2 separate regions of the Homo sapiens genome follow, and region 1 is linked to region 2. Evidence: read pairs that join two places in POLR2A ChIA-PET (ENCODE). Cell type or tissue: HepG2. All regions are shown on one strand. Each heading gives the region's core, and the rest is flanking DNA. Links, peaks and the distances in the headings are about the cores only. Region 1 holds the start of OVCA2 (OVCA2 serine hydrolase domain containing). Region 2 has its middle 86 kb from the start of RTN4RL1-AS1.

The links. Peaks named below come from ENCODE experiments on the same cell type or tissue, not always from the same donor. Only the 100,000 strongest peaks of a DNase experiment are listed, where the experiment ranks them.
Region 1: POLR2A ChIA-PET joins it to region 2 with 6 read pairs; 7 of 35 experiments call an interaction of 5 or more read pairs at or near these places.

What each region holds. Positions count from the first base shown.
Region 1 is chr17:2,040,579-2,043,441 of GRCh38, forward strand. It overlaps DPH1 (diphthamide biosynthesis 1), which reads left to right. Exons shown (of 13, transcript NM_001383.6): 9 at 1-27; 10 at 525-603; 11 at 903-1,043; 12 at 1,190-1,297; 13 at 2,027-2,863. The coding sequence ends at 1,279. It overlaps OVCA2 (OVCA2 serine hydrolase domain containing), which reads left to right and starts at 1,444. Exons shown (of 2, transcript NM_080822.3): 1 at 1,444-1,653; 2 at 2,027-2,847. The coding sequence starts at 1,470. The coding sequence ends at 2,526. RefSeq lists silencers at 947-1,036, 1,547-1,746 and an enhancer at 1,297-1,356. In HepG2, for the core only: CTCF peaks have their summits at 1,482 (motif pointing left) and 2,107; a DNase peak (open chromatin) is centred at 1,403; H3K4me3 peaks cover 867 bases.
Region 2 is chr17:1,930,646-1,933,540 of GRCh38, forward strand. No RefSeq gene overlaps it. Among named protein-coding and RNA genes, the nearest start is that of RTN4RL1-AS1, 86 kb to the right of the region's middle. RefSeq lists enhancers at 1,007-1,572, 1,573-2,137. In HepG2, for the core only: a CTCF peak has its summit at 1,293; a DNase peak (open chromatin) is centred at 1,636; H3K27me3 peaks cover 1,136 bases.

The DNA.
Region 1 (2,863 bases), core at 1-2,500, 110 kb after region 2:
GCTTAGCCTACTTCCTGAGGTGGATGTGTGAGTATCTGCCTGGCTATGACTGGCTAAAGAAGCTTAGAAGCTGGGTCTTGCCCAGCTCGTCTTGAAGGCTGGAGCCAACAGGAATTGCTTCCATGGTCATGGAATTTTACTGTTTACAGAGACCTCCCTGGGAGGGCTAACTGGGTCATACCTGCTTTGGGACTTTGGGGCTCAGAGGCAATGGCAACATCACATTTGTCCTTGTGAGATGAGTTTGAGCGGTGGCTGACACCTGCCCTGTACCAGGTACTAAATGTGGTTCTGGGGATACTATCACCAGTGAGCTGCCCTGGAAAGCTCATTGTCGGCAGAGGAAACAGGAGAAAACACGCAACAATACAGTATTCCAAACAGCAGTGGGTCACTGTCTTTACTTTAGGATTCATAAAGCCTGTTAATGAATGGGTGTGCTGGGGGCACTGTCATGTTCTTCAGCATGCTGCCTGGGCGACGAGGAGGCCCTTCCTAGGGTCTGACCTGGCTTCCCTTCCCAGGTGGGTGCAGGTGGCATGTCCACGTCTCTCCATTGACTGGGGCACAGCCTTCCCCAAGCCGCTGCTGACACCCTATGAGGTAACACCAAGCTCTGGGAGAGAGTGGGCTTTGGACGTGGTTCTCAAAGGTGAGGTCTGGAGTGGAGTGGGGTGGGTGGGCAGCACTTCGTTATGTTCGTAGATTCCGGAGTCTGTCTCGATTTCTCCAGCGGAGTCACTTCCTAGCTGTGTAGCCTTAGGCAAGGCCCTGAACCACACAGTTCCCTTCTGTGGCAGGGGACAGTGTGCCCTTCACAGGCCGTCGTGAGGACTGAATTCAGTAATCCAGGGGCAGAAAAACACTGGCAGATGTTATTGTCCCTCCCTCCCCTCCCCTAGGCGGCCGTGGCTCTGAGGGACATTTCCTGGCAGCAGCCCTACCCGATGGACTTCTACGCTGGCAGCTCCTTGGGGCCCTGGACGGTGAACCACGGCCAGGACCGCCGTCCCCACGCCCCGGGCCGGCCCGCGCGGGGGAAGGTAGGCGGGGGCTTCCAGGAGGGAGGAGAGACCGCGCCTGGGCACTGGCCGCCGCCCTGCGACCGCGACGGGAAACGCACAGGAGCGGAGCGGAGGGAAACGCAGGGTCGCAGGAGCGAGACCCTAACCAAAGTCTGCGACCTCAGGTGCAGGAGGGGTCCGCGCGTCCCCCTTCGGCCGTGGCTTGCGAGGACTGCAGCTGCAGGGACGAGAAGGTGGCGCCGCTGGCTCCTTGACGCGCTCCCGGGCCTCAGGTATCAGCCCCCGCTCTGGGTGCGCCCCGCCTTTTGCCGTTGTCATGGGAACGCCTTGGCGCTCCGAGGCCCGCCCTCGGGGCGGTGCTGACGTTCGGTTCCGCCCCGTGCATTGTGCTTCCGCTCGGGGAAAGACCGCTTCCGGTGCTTCCGTCGCTCCTTGCCGGGCATAATGGCCGCGCAGCGACCCCTGCGGGTCCTGTGCCTGGCGGGCTTCCGGCAGAGCGAGCGGGGCTTCCGTGAGAAGACCGGGGCGCTGAGGAAGGCGCTGCGGGGTCGCGCCGAGCTCGTGTGCCTCAGCGGCCCGCACCCGGTCCCCGACCCCCCGGGCCCCGAGGGCGCCAGATCAGACTTCGGTGAGACAAGCCCCGCTCCGGAAACGCACTCAGTTTCCTCCATCTTGTTTCGTCCCCCTCGACACCCTTCAGCATCCCCCACCCTGCGTCCACCCGCATTCCTCCCACCCAGTCCACACCCTTCATTTCTCGCGACCCATACCCTCTTTGCTCAAACTGCAGCCTGTCCTCCCAGGCTTCCGCCTTCACCGTCTTCCTCCGCTGTCTCCTGTTCAGGCCAATCCACTCATTTCCCCCCTCTCATTTCCCCCAGACTTTTGCCTCGATTCCCTTTTTCTCTCTGTCATCTCGAACCCTCCTGCCCTTTCTCATTTCTTTCCTTCCTGGAGCCTCCCATGCCCTAATCCCATCCTTTTTCCTCATATCGCTGTAGGGTCCTGCCCTCCGGAGGAGCAGCCTCGAGGCTGGTGGTTTTCAGAGCAGGAGGCCGACGTTTTCTCCGCATTGGAAGAGCCCGCCGTCTGCAGGGGCCTGGAGGAATCACTGGGGATGGTGGCACAGGCACTGAACAGGCTGGGGCCTTTTGACGGCCTTCTTGGTTTCAGCCAAGGGGCTGCGCTAGCAGCCCTTGTGTGTGCCCTGGGCCAGGCAGGCGATCCCCGCTTCCCCTTGCCACGGTTTATCCTCTTGGTGTCTGGTTTCTGTCCCCGGGGCATTGGGTTCAAGGAATCCATCCTGCAAAGGCCCTTGTCATTGCCTTCGCTCCATGTTTTTGGGGACACTGACAAAGTCATCCCCTCTCAGGAGAGTGTGCAACTGGCCAGCCAATTTCCCGGAGCCATCACCCTCACCCACTCTGGTGGCCACTTCATTCCAGCAGCTGCACCCCAGCGTCAGGCCTACCTCAAGTTCTTGGACCAGTTTGCAGAGTGAAAGATCAAGAAATGTCTCTGCTCCTACATCCAGCTCCTCTAGGGGCAGCCTCCGTCATCCATGCCCTCCCAGGACCCTCCACTCACTGCTGTGAGTGCGCCTCACCAGAACCAGTTAAGAGACAACTATCAATTCTTGAGACCCAAATTATAAGGGCCCTGCCCTGTACTGAAGAAAAGGGGAGCACAAGGCCTTAATGGACATTGACTTGTGAAAACGCAAACATGAATATGGTTGGAGAGCCCTGGATTAGGAGGGTGACATGGGGAAGGCAGAGGCTGGCACCATGGTGACTGCCACATAATAAAGTGGTGATTTGGATTTTGAGCATCTTTTT
Region 2 (2,895 bases), core at 217-2,716:
GCCCACTGAAATGCCACTTAAACCAGCCGCTGCTCCCTGCACGAGGGTCTCCTTTGTCCAAACCCCTCACTCGGCGCTCTTGGAGAGAGCCCTGTCCCCCTGGTAGTACAGCTACTCTCTCTGCCTCGCTTCCTTTTCTCCCCCAGGGTCCCTTCACCTCATGGGCTCTTCAGGGCCCAGACTCCCCTGCCTTCAGCAGCCCTCTCTGGAGAGACCGGCAGGACCGCGCGAGGGAGGGTGCTCAGGTGGCCATGCGACGCGCCGAGCCTCTCTTCTTTTCCCGGCTTTTTGATTGTGCCGTGAGTTATTTAGCCAACAATAGATGTTTATGTATTTTTTTAGAGCTCATATTTATTAACAGCCTGGGAAGGAGGAGACCGGGAGATTTATACGGAAAGCACGGTGAGTTAAAAGGGACAATTAGAGGAGCAGAAAGATACCGAGCATAGAATTCTAAAGGATATTTTAACGCACAATCAAAGGTTCTTGAGATATTTTCCAAGTAGACAGAAGGTAAAAGAAAATTGGCCCATTACGAGCTGATAGTGGGGGATTGGTGATGGGGATGGAGTCGCGGCTGATGGCTGAACTCCTGCTTAGAGGAAAGTGAAGTTAGAGGGCAAGGCGGGGAGCTGAACCGGGTCAGGAGGCTTCAGAACGGGGGCTGGAAGGGACTCCATCAAAGCATGCACCCACCCCTCCTCAAAGAATGAACACCAGCCAGGTGCGCTGGCCCAGCCTGTAATCCCAGCACTTTGGGAGGCCGAGGTGGGCGGATCTCTTGAGGTCAGGAGTTCGAGACCAGCCTGGCCAACATGGTGAAACCCTATCTCTACTAAAAAGTTAAAAAATTAGCTGGGCGTGGTGGCTCGCACCTACAATCCCAGCACTTTGGGAGGCTGAGGCAAGTGGATCCCATGAGGTCAGGAGTTCGAGACTAGCCTGGCCAATGTAGAGAAAACCCATCTCTATTAAAAATACAAAAATTAGCCGTGCACGGTGGCTTGCTCCTGTAATCCCAGGTTCTTGGGAGGCTGAGACAGGAGAATCGCTTGAACCCGGGAGGTGGAGGTTGCAGTGAGCCAAGATCGCGCCACTGCACTCCATCCTGGGCGACAGAGCAAGACTCTGTCTCAAAAAATAAATAAATAAATAAATAATAAAACAATTAGCCTGGTATGGTGGTGTGTCCCTGTAGTCCCAGCTAATCAGGAGGCTGAGGCAGGAGGATTGTTTGAGCCTCAGGAGGCTACAAATAAACGCAGAGAAAGACTGCCTCCCTAGGTCAGCATAGAGTAGGACAAATAAACGCAGAGAAAGACTGCCTCCCTAGGTCAGCATAGAGTAGGGCCCGGAGGAGCTGGGTCCCTGGCAGAGAGGTGGGTCGGCTCATGGGCTGGTGGGGCCTGCCTGGGAAGCGGGCGTGCATGTCCAGGGGAATTTGCTGAGGGCTCGGTGGCTCCAGGGAGCCTCCGCAGCAAACTCCTTCCCTCTGACCCCAGTCCCTGCAGCTTGCCCTCCACGAGGCCTCCCGGGCTCTCCCGCTCCCCCCAACCTGCTCACAGGCCTTCCTGGAGCCCATTCACCGTGGCGGCAGAGCGCTGGTGATTAGCTGGGTGATGAGTAAACATTTGCTAAATGGGATTCTTGGCTTTTGCAAAGAACAGCCCCGGCAGGAGAGGAGGGGTGCGGTTGGTGGGAGGGGCTCTGGGGCTGGCTGATGGTCACAGCCCGCACAGGCAGAAGCGCCGGGGTGATCTGAGCTGCTCCGAAGTCAGGAGGGGCTGAGGGCGGCCGCGGCTGGGAAGCAGGGAGCGCAGGCCGTGGAATGCTTCCCAAGCTTGGAAGCAGCAGGTGTCTGGGAATGGGCCTGTGGCCCAGGCAGACTTCCAGCGAGCGCTCCAGCTTGCTGGCACCAGGGGAGGATCTGGCTGAGCCCAGGAGGCAAGTTTCCACCATGAAACCCACTGTTGAAGAACCGCGGCAAGGTTGCCACGGTCAGAAACCACGTGCCTATGGACAGGCTGGGGGGGGTGGGCGGGAGGACGACCAGGTCGGGGGGACCGCACAGCCCCTCCACTTCCACGGCAGAGTGGAGTCCCTGAGCAGAGTCCCCTGGGCCGCTCCCATACAGGGCGCGTCTCCCATGCCCTCAGCTGGGAGTGGTTTGTGGATACCCCAGACACAGTGCTGTTACCACCTCTAGCCCTACTCCCCACACTCTTCTCTGGGTGGCTCCTCATCCTCCAAGACTCATTGGAGTGTCACCTCTGCCTGGAAGCCCTCTCTGACTGCCCCCACCCAGCTGAGCTCCTCATTTTGGGGGCCGAGGGGTGCTACCACAAGCGCCAACTCCATACCAGTTGCGAATACTTGTTTCTACATCTAGGCTCTGAGCTCCTTTTGCCCCGAGCCACGTCTTCTCACGTTTATGTCCCCAGAGCCTGGCCAGTGGCTGGACACGGAGGTCCCTGATCAGCCCTTGTTGAATGAACTATGCAGAGCCAGCCAAGCTCTGGGGTCAGGGGAGGAGCTTGTGTGAAAGGCCTTAGAGACCACCAGTGGCCATCCAGCCCCTCCGACAGGGGTGGCTCTGTCCCCATCAGTCCACAGTGGAGGCCTTCAGTGGCCACCCAGCCCCTCCAACAGGGGTGGCTCTGTCCCCGTCAGTCCACAGTGGAGACCACCAGTGGCCACCCAGCCCCTCCAACAGGGGTGGCTCTGTCCCCATCAGTCCACAGTGGAGGCCTGTGTGGCAGGAGGGCTGGGAGGGAGAAGAGATGACTCCCTCTGGGGGTCCAGGGAAAGTGGGAAGATGGCAGCGGAGGGGTGGCCCCCGCCTCTGGGAAGACCACAGGAATCTGCATCTCCATGCCCTGAACCAGACGCAAGGGG